2 separate regions of the Homo sapiens genome follow, and region 1 is linked to region 2. Evidence: chromatin loops called from intact Hi-C (ENCODE). Cell type or tissue: dorsolateral prefrontal cortex. All regions are shown on one strand. Each heading gives the region's core, and the rest is flanking DNA. Links, peaks and the distances in the headings are about the cores only. Region 1 overlaps PRR5L (proline rich 5 like). Region 2 overlaps PRR5L (proline rich 5 like).

Evidence for each region. A loop is a pair of places that touch in the nucleus more often than their neighbours do. Peaks named below come from ENCODE experiments on the same cell type or tissue, not always from the same donor. Only the 100,000 strongest peaks of a DNase experiment are listed, where the experiment ranks them.
Region 1: it touches region 2 in a loop (2.9-fold over the local background); 7 of 110 quality-filtered maps call a loop at or near these places.

The regions. Positions count from the first base shown.
Region 1 is chr11:36,344,960-36,349,348 of GRCh38, forward strand. All of the region lies in intron 1 of PRR5L (proline rich 5 like), which reads left to right. Among named protein-coding and RNA genes, the nearest start is that of PRR5L, 51 kb to the left of the region's middle. In dorsolateral prefrontal cortex, for the core only: no CTCF peak of the experiment used is centred there; no DNase peak of the experiment used is centred there; H3K27ac peaks cover 568 bases.
Region 2 is chr11:36,298,270-36,302,658 of GRCh38, forward strand. The region is part of intron 1 of PRR5L (proline rich 5 like); the gene reads left to right. Among named protein-coding and RNA genes, the nearest start is that of PRR5L, 4.2 kb to the left of the region's middle. In dorsolateral prefrontal cortex, for the core only: no CTCF peak of the experiment used is centred there; a DNase peak (open chromatin) is centred at 2,532; H3K4me3 peaks cover 1,717 bases; H3K27ac peaks cover 3,584 bases.

The DNA.
Region 1 (4,389 bases), core at 104-4,103, 47 kb after region 2:
AAAGGAAAAACTAGTTCACAAAGATTTACAGCCTTCAGGAATGTTCCAGAAGGCTTTTCCAGATGGCAAAGGGCTAGAGAGAAAAGGGTCTTTCCAGCTTGGGCTTGACTGGAGGCTAGGAAGGGAGGTCAGGGTGAGAGCAGCGGCAGGAAGGACGGTGTTGGCCCGTGGGACTGATGGTTGTGTTCTGCACCCGGTGAGAGGTGGTTTGAGGGCTAGGAAGTCAGTTTATCTTCCCAAACAGGATAGGTAGAGGAAGAAGGGGGCACGTGACTGCCAGCCCAAGGAAGTCCTTTGGAACAGCAGGCACAAGGTCGATGATGGGAGGAAGGGAAGTGTTAATGAATCACAGAGAGATATGCTGTGTCTTAAACTCCTGACAAGGGGCGGGTAACCTGCCATAGGGAACATGATTGCAGTGTGTAACCCGCCGTAGGGAACATGATTGCAGTGTACCTGGAGCTGCGGTTGTTAACCTAGGGATTGTGCCCCGTGGATAGCATTTTCAGGAATTCTGTGCATGCCCTGAATTTATGAAGAATTCATGCAGAAAAAAAAACAGACATAGTTTTTGGTGAGACAAGGTCTATAGCTTTCAGGAGTCTGTGATCCCCAAAAGATTAGAAACAAGTGACCTGTGTGTATATTCCCTCTATCTCTAGGATCAAAGGTATCTTCTCTCCTGAGCCTAACTCCTCCTCCCCTGTTCCAAGGTGCCTCTTGCCCTGGCAGTGGCAGAAAGCCCTGTCTGGATGCAGTGGTAGGTGCCCCAGCCTAATGGTTGTAATGGAGGGTTTAGTGGGAGGTGTGGGTAGGTCAGGTAACAGCAGATGCTCCGGGAAAAGCTCTGTGCTTCGGCAGAAAGCTGGGAAGCGTCTAGGTGAGTCTATCAGGACAAGATTTTCACTTGGAGACATATTCTGTTTCCTAAAAGTATAATTCCTTTCACGGGAGCGTGGCAACACCCAGGGCTGGCTATAACTGCTGCTTGAAGAGGCTTATTGACACAGTGAGAGCGTCACGTTTGAGATTAGGGCTGTATTTCTCTTGAGAGCCCCTTGGCTCTCTTCATTATACTCAGTTTCTTTTGAAGGATTTATTTTTTAATTTTTTTGTAGAGATGGGGCCTTATCATCTTGGGATTTATTTCAAAAAATAAATCCATCTTTTGAAGGATTTATTTTTTAATATTTTTGTAGAGATGGGGCCTTATTATTTGAGCCCAGGCTGGTCTCAAACTCCTGTGTTCAAGCGATCCTCCAGCCTCAGTCTCCTAAAGTGCTGGCATTACAGTATGAGCCACCGGCCCAGCCTTCTGAAGGATTTAAGAAATAAGTGTTTAGGCCGAGCGTGGTGGCTCATGCCTGTAATCCCAGCCCTTTGGGAGGCTGAGGCGGGTGGATCACGAGGTCAGGAGATCGAGACCATCCTGGCTAACATGGTGAAACCCCGGCTCAACTAAAAATACAAAAAATTAGCCGGGCGTGGTGGCAGGAGTCTGTAGTCCCAGCTACTCGGGAGGTTGAGGCAGGAGAATGGCGTGAACCCGGGAGGCGGAGCTTGTAGTGAGCCGAGATTGCGCCACTGCACTTCAGCCTGGGCCACAGAGTGAGACTCCATCTCAAAGAAAAAAAAAAAGAAATGGGTGTTTTATTACAGCATTGTCCATAGTGACAGAAACCTGAAAACAATTTCAGTGTCTAGCAATAGTGAAATAATAGACGAAACTGTGGAGCATTCATATTATGAAATACTAGATAGCTTTTAAAAGAATATTAGCTCCGTAGGCAGTGACCTAAAGGGAGACCACAATGTTTACTTAAATGAAAAACCAAGCTAGTATAGTACATAGGATGGGAATAGGCAAACAGCTTTTTGTAAAGAGCCAAATAGTAAATATTGTAGGCTTTGTGGGCCATACAGTTTTTGCTACAACTACTCAGCTTGGCAATTGTAGTGCAAAAACAGCTATAGACAATACACAAAAGAATAGGCGTGGCTGTGTTCCAATAAAACTTTATTTACAAAAGCAAGCAGTGGATCAGATTTTGTCTACCAGTCATGGTTTGCAGATACTTTGCATAGTGTATAATATCTTTGAAAAGAAACTTTGAATATCGTGTATGTGTTTTATAAGAATAGGCTCCAAACTATTAATACTGGTTACCTTGGGGAGAAAAAGGGTGGGATTGGCAGTAGGGTGATTATTCATTTTTTCTTTATTCATTTCTGTTTTCTTTGATTTGAAATGAAACACATGTATTGTTTCATAATTTCTTTTTCACGTTCCTAAAATGAAATACATATGCAGTGGGAATTCCCAGATGTATAGAAATGACTTTGCCTATGGAATGGGACAGTTTTGACTTGATTTAAGGGGATTTTGATTGACCACAAGCTTCAAGAAACCATCAGTTGCTAAAAGCCTAACCTAGTTTGAGATGGTGGTAATGAAAGTATAATTTTCTGATTAATAGAGGGGACAGTCCCAGTGTTTTTTGCAACAGTCAAACCATATCTAGGACTTCCTTTTAATTTTGGGGTGCTGAGTTGTAAGGCAGACATGGACAAACTAGATGTTTGCTGAAGACAGAGACTGGGAAGGTGAAGAGTGTGGAAGTGCTGTCAAGAGGAGTGGAGCTTGCTGAGCCTGAAGAAGAGAGGGCAAGCATGGAAGAAATAAAAGCTGCCCTCACATCCTAGAGAGGAGAAAGGAACTGTTACCCATGCTCCAGGCTGTGCCCTGAACCACTGATATCCACTTCTTGTCAAGCAGATGATGGTCCAGCCAGCATGTAAGGGCGAGATCCTTACATAGCCTCCTTCTAAAGTATTTCAGGAGGACCTGGTCTCTGCAAGATTCAGGAGCTTGGGGAGGGGGAAAAAAGTTCCTATGGTGGTTCAGGGCCTGAACTTTGGGATAGATAGACCTGGTTTTGCAACCCTGGAAAAGTTTCTGAATCTCTCCAAGCCTCCATTTTTCCTCTGTAAAAGAGCCATAATAAGATTATGATAATGATACTTATTTCATGGGGCCATTATGAGAATCAAATGAATCAATGCACATTTAGCATTTTCCAGTATGTCTGGCACAATCAGTAAGTGCTCAGTACATGTTAACAGTTTGTTGTTGGCTTGGTTCTTATTATTGTGGTCGTTACTCTAACAGCTGCGGGAGTAGTCTTCTAGTTTGCTCCTGTAGCTGTGTTTGACATGCTGGTCCCCTTAACTTCACAACATTTCACCCCATACTCTTCTTAGCCAAAACCAAGGTGATAGCTTGGCTGCATGGCTTTCTCTGGGCCTTGGTTGTTTTCATCTGTAAAACAGCCTTCACGGTATCTATTGTTCCTATTTAATAAGGCAGATGAGGTATGAAAGACTCCATGGATATATCCTTGGAGAGAGAAATGAAGGATGTAAATCGAAGGTGACACAGTGCCTAAAGCCCGAGTTCCCTGCCTCACCTTTCTATGCATCCGAATCCCACTCCTGCTTTAACTAACCAAGTCCCCGCCTCTTCCGACCATGTGTTTATCTCCTTCCTGGAACTTCCGGGCACCTCTGTCTGCCTTGCCCATTTGGGCTGGTAATTCTATGCTGTATTGATTTGCATCATAAATTAATAATCTCACATGGCTGTGTCATAACCATAACTGTAAGTAAGATCTGAGAGAGTTGGGTCTTTGTCTTACATATTTTCATATTAATAGCTATTTAAAAAAATTATTTTAGAATGAATAATTGATGCCAAGTTCAAGCAGATTGCTGTGTGTCAGAAATGGTGCCAGATGTCTTCACAGATAATCAATATTGAATGACATCACAACACCCCTATAACTCCGCTACCAATGTCTCTACTTTACTGATGAGCAGTGGAGTTCAGAAAATTAGTTAGCTAGCCCGTGACCACTCACGTATAGTAAAAGATTTGTTCTTTCCTATTCTCTCAGGGCCAAGCGGGGTATCAGGCACACAGTATGTTCAGGGTACATTTGATGTAAAATGTCCTTAGCATCCCTCGCTGAAAAATTGAAGATTTTGGCTGGGTGTGGTAGCTCACACCTGTAATCCCATCACTTTGGGAGACGAAGGTGAGCGAATCACTTGAGGCCGGGAGTTCAAGACCAGTGTGGCCAACGTGGTGAAACCTGATCTCTACTAAAAATACAAAAATTAGCCGGGCATGGTGGCGGGCGCCTGTAATCCCAGCACTTGGGAGGTTGAGGCAGGAGAATAGCTTGAACCCGCGAGGCGGAGGTTGCAGTGAGCTGAGATTGCACCACTGCACTCCAGCCTGGGTGACAGCAAGACTCTGCCAAAAAAAAAAAAAAAAAGAAAAATTGAAGATTTCAAAAACTGTTGTTTCTAAAAGCAACTAAATTAAAG
Region 2 (4,389 bases), core at 263-4,262:
TAGGGATGGTTTCAGGATGATTCAAGTGCATTACATTTATTGAGAACCTTATTTATATTATTATTACATTGTAATATATAATGAAATAATTACACAATTCACCACAGTGTAGAATCAGTGGGAGCCCTAAACTTGTTTTCCTCCAATTAGACAGTCCCATATGGGGGTGATGGGAACCAGTGACAGATCATCAGGCATTAGATTCTCATAAGGAGCATGCAAACTAGACCCCTCACATGCGCAGTTCACAATAGGGTTTGTGCTCCTATGAGAATCTAATGCTGCTGCTGATCTGACAGGAGGTGGAGCTCAGGTGGTAATGTGAATGATTGGGAGCAGCTGTAAATATGGATGAAGCTTCGTGCTCTCTCTGTCCCTGCTGTGTGGCCTGGTTCCTAACAGACCACAGACCAGTACTGGTCCATGGCCCGGGAGTTGGGGGCCCCGGGCTTAAACAACAGAACTTAATTTTCTCCCAGTTCTGGAGGTTAAAAGTCCAAGATCAAGGTGTTGGAAGGTTTGTTTTCTCCTGAGGTCTCTGTCCTTGGCTTGTGGATGGCCACCTTCTCACTGAGTTCTCACATGGTCTTTCCTCTGTGTGTGCATTCCTGGTGTCTCTTGGCATGTGCAAATGTCCTCTTCTTATAAGGACAGCAGTCAGAGAGGATTAAGGCCTACCCTAAGGGGTTCATTTTAACTTAATCACATTTTTAAAGGTCCTGCTTCTAAATGCAGTCACATTCTAAGGTCCTGGGGGTTAGGGCTTCATCATATAAATTTTGGGAGGATAGTTGAGGCCACAACAAGTGCTGTCAGCTTTTCTCTGAAGGTAAATTTCCATTCCTCCTGGTGGTCCTTGTCAGAAGGACCTACACATCCCAGAGGTTGGCCACAGTACATCTCTGGCTTATGGAAAATGCTCGTTTCATTATCCCAGGAAATCCAAAGCTACCACGTTCTCTCCACTCCAGCTGATCACTCCATCTCTCTTGTATTTTGGGATTCACAGACATGATTCAGACATCAGCCCTCAGTGACAGTCAACCTCCAGGGACACAGCATCTTGGAGGCCAATCTTGGAGGGTGGGTAGTGGGCAATTGGGACTTGGAGTGCTCCTATTGCTTTCTCCAAAATTCCTCCTCTACACCACCAACTGTTCTTCTCACCCAGCTTTCTTTGTGGGCTGAAGATGGTCAGTTAAGAGGGAAACCAGTTTCGTGCCACTTCTTTTGTCAGCCCTGCATGATGGCCTCAGTGTCACAGCTCACTTTGAAACATGTCTTTTGTCCTTGGCAATACCTGAACTGAGACCATAGTCATTTTTACATCCTGCTACACAAATAGCATCTCATTTAGTTTTCATAAAGAACCCTAGGAGTTCTTCTGCATATGGAAGAGGAATCTGGAGCTCAGAAAGGTTAACGAATTCACCCAAAAGAGATTATTCAGCGAGTGGCGGGGAGGGGAGTAGAGATTCAAGCTTTAACCCACTTCATTATTTACTTCTCTGGGCCTTCATCATCCAGGCTTCTTAGAGCTTTTACCTACTGGAGTTTGGTCTGTGCTGCTAAAATGTTTTCTTCTTAGCAGAAAACTATAAAGGTAAACAACAACAACAACAACAACGACAAACACTTCATCGCTGCTTGCACCACTTGTGATGCAGGGGCTGGCAACAGGAGTGACAGGTGCATCAGGAGCTTTCTTAAGTATGTTGTGAGATGAGCTCTGTGTACCCAGGAAAGTCTTTGACTGCTTGAAAGTCCTCCATCCCTGCCCCACTATAATTTAATCAGCAGAATAATGAAGTACAAGTGAAATATCTTTTTTTTTTGTAGAAATGCATAAAAGCAATTCTGTTAGTCTGTTTTGTGTTGCTGTAAAGGAATACCTGAGACTGGGTAATTTTTAAAGAAAAGAGGTTTATTTGGCTCACGTTTCTGCAGGCTGTACAAGCATGGCACTTGCATCTGCTCAGCTTTTGGTGAGGCCTCAGGGAGTTTTACTCATGGCAGAAGGTGAGGGGGGAGCATGTCACACGGTGAGAAAGGGTGCAAGAGAGTGCCAGGCTCTTTTTAAATGACCAGCTTTCTTGTGAACTTACAGGGTAAGAACTCACTCCATTATCACCAGGGCAGCACCAAGTCATTCATGAAAGATCTGCCCCCGTGACCCAAACATGTCCCACTAGACCCCACCTCCAATGCTGGCAATCTCATTTCAACATGAGATTTAGAGGAGACAAACATTCAAACTATATCAGCAATATTGCATTCTGAGAATTTTATTCAAGGCAGAAGGGGCCATATCATCTCACCTTCTAGCTCCCAGGAGGTACTTAACCTAAAGATGACTTCCGAATATGAAGCTATTTAAAAGAAAAAAAAAATCCTCTTTTTTGTTTAGATTTTTAATTATTTTCTTTACAAATAAAGAAGCCCAAGCCTGTCATTGCCCATTCTTCCTTAGGAAAGGGAAAGCTACATATGGGCCTGGCAGTGGTTCAGAGGCTGCCTGCCAAGGCTGTGTCAGGTTCATCTGGCAGCCGTGCAGAGCTGGGCTGGGCTGGGCCGGGCTGAAGTTGGGGCCCAGGGCACAGGCCTGGGATGGGCTGGAGCTGCAGCTGTCTCCGTCCAGTGAGGAAGGGGAGGATGATATTTCTGTTCACCCACTCAGCAATTATTTAACAAACATTTATTGTGCCCAAGACTTTTGTGGGCTCTCTGCCAGGAAAGGGCAGGTCATTGAATGGGCCCTGGGAAAAATGATGTCTGAGCTTCTCTCCAGTTCTCAGAGAAAGGTAAAGCACTGGAAGCGGGCGATTCAGGGAGAGGGCATGGAGGCATGGAAAAGCATGGTGTGCTTGGAGATCTATGGATGGTTTTGAACTGCTCAAGCACAGGCCGGGGTCAAGGGAGGGCAGGGGTCAGAAGAGGGAGGAGGAAGAAGGTGGAGGAGCTTCCAAATTGGAACTTGGTAGGCAGGTTGGGCCCTGGGAGGGCCACAGAAGGGTCTGAAGCAGAGTTGTGACCAGAGTGGGTTTGTCTTTTAGAGGGAACTCTGAGGCAGGACGGGGACACACTTGAGCATCAGAGGCGTCAAGGCTCAGGGAGAGGGGTGAGGGAAGATGAAGGGCAGAACCGAAGCCCTGGCTGAGATCATGGGAATGGGGAGGGGTTAAGCTGGAGAGAGTGGCAGCCACCTGAGGGAGGGGTTGGTCTAGAATGTCTTTCAGGTTTCTGACTTGAACTACAGAAGGGATGCTATGCCATGATGGGTCAGTGTGTGTGTAGGGGGCCGAGGACCCTTCCCAGCTGGAGGAAGTGGGGCATGGGGGGTCGGGGTGTTGTCCTTTCTTTTAATAAACATACGGAGGGGCTGCCCTGAGCTGCGTGCTGGGAGAGGAGAGCAGAGGGGACACCTTCCATTCCTTACAGAGCCCTTGGGCCAATGAAAGAGCAATTCAAATGCAATGGAGCAGGAAGACCCTAAGAGAGAATTGGAAAATGACTGGGAAAATTTGAATGTAGACCAAGCATTCAGTGATATTAGAGAATTATTAATTTTTTAAGGTGTGATGAAATTATTGTGTTTTAGGTGGGAGAATACCCCCTCATCTTTTTTTCTTTTGGGGAGATGCAAGCTGGAATATTTAGGAGTGAAATATCATGATGTCTGTAATTTACTTGGAAACAAATAAATACAGAGGGAGAGAAGGAGAGACAGAAAGAGAATGTGCAAATATGGCAAAACGTTACCAATTGTTGGGAGTATATGGGAGTTTACTGTACTGTTATTGCACTGTGCTTTTGGCTTTTCTGTGTGAAATATTTTGTAGTAAAAACTGGAAAATACAAAGTAGCAAGCGCATTGATGGGAGGTAAGGGTACCACAGGAACACAATGAATGGCCTCTAATCAGAATTTGATGCATGAGGGATGCTTCTAAAGAAAACAGCATCTAAGACCTGAGGAAGAGTGATCCTTGAAGCGGGGATGGGGAAGAATTTTGGGGAGAATGTACTAGGCAGAGAGGGAACAGCCTGTGTGTAGGCCTGCTGGCCTGTCTTGCTAGAGGAACAAAAAGACATTTAACGTGAGTGTCAAATGTGAAGCAGAGTCACCAAGAGATGGGAAGAGAAAGGTAGGCAGGTCCTATAGAGTCTTATAAGTTTGGACTCTGTCCCAACCACAGCATAACTAGGGGGGCTTCATTTCAGAAAGATGCTGGCTCAGCTGGGTGCGGGGGCTCACACCTGTTATCCCAGCACTTTGGGAGGCCAAGGCAGGCAGATCACCTGAGCTCAGGAGTTCGAGACCAGCCTAGGCAACATGGCGAAAACCCATCTCTACTAAACATACAAAAAATTAGCTGGGCATGGTGGCGGG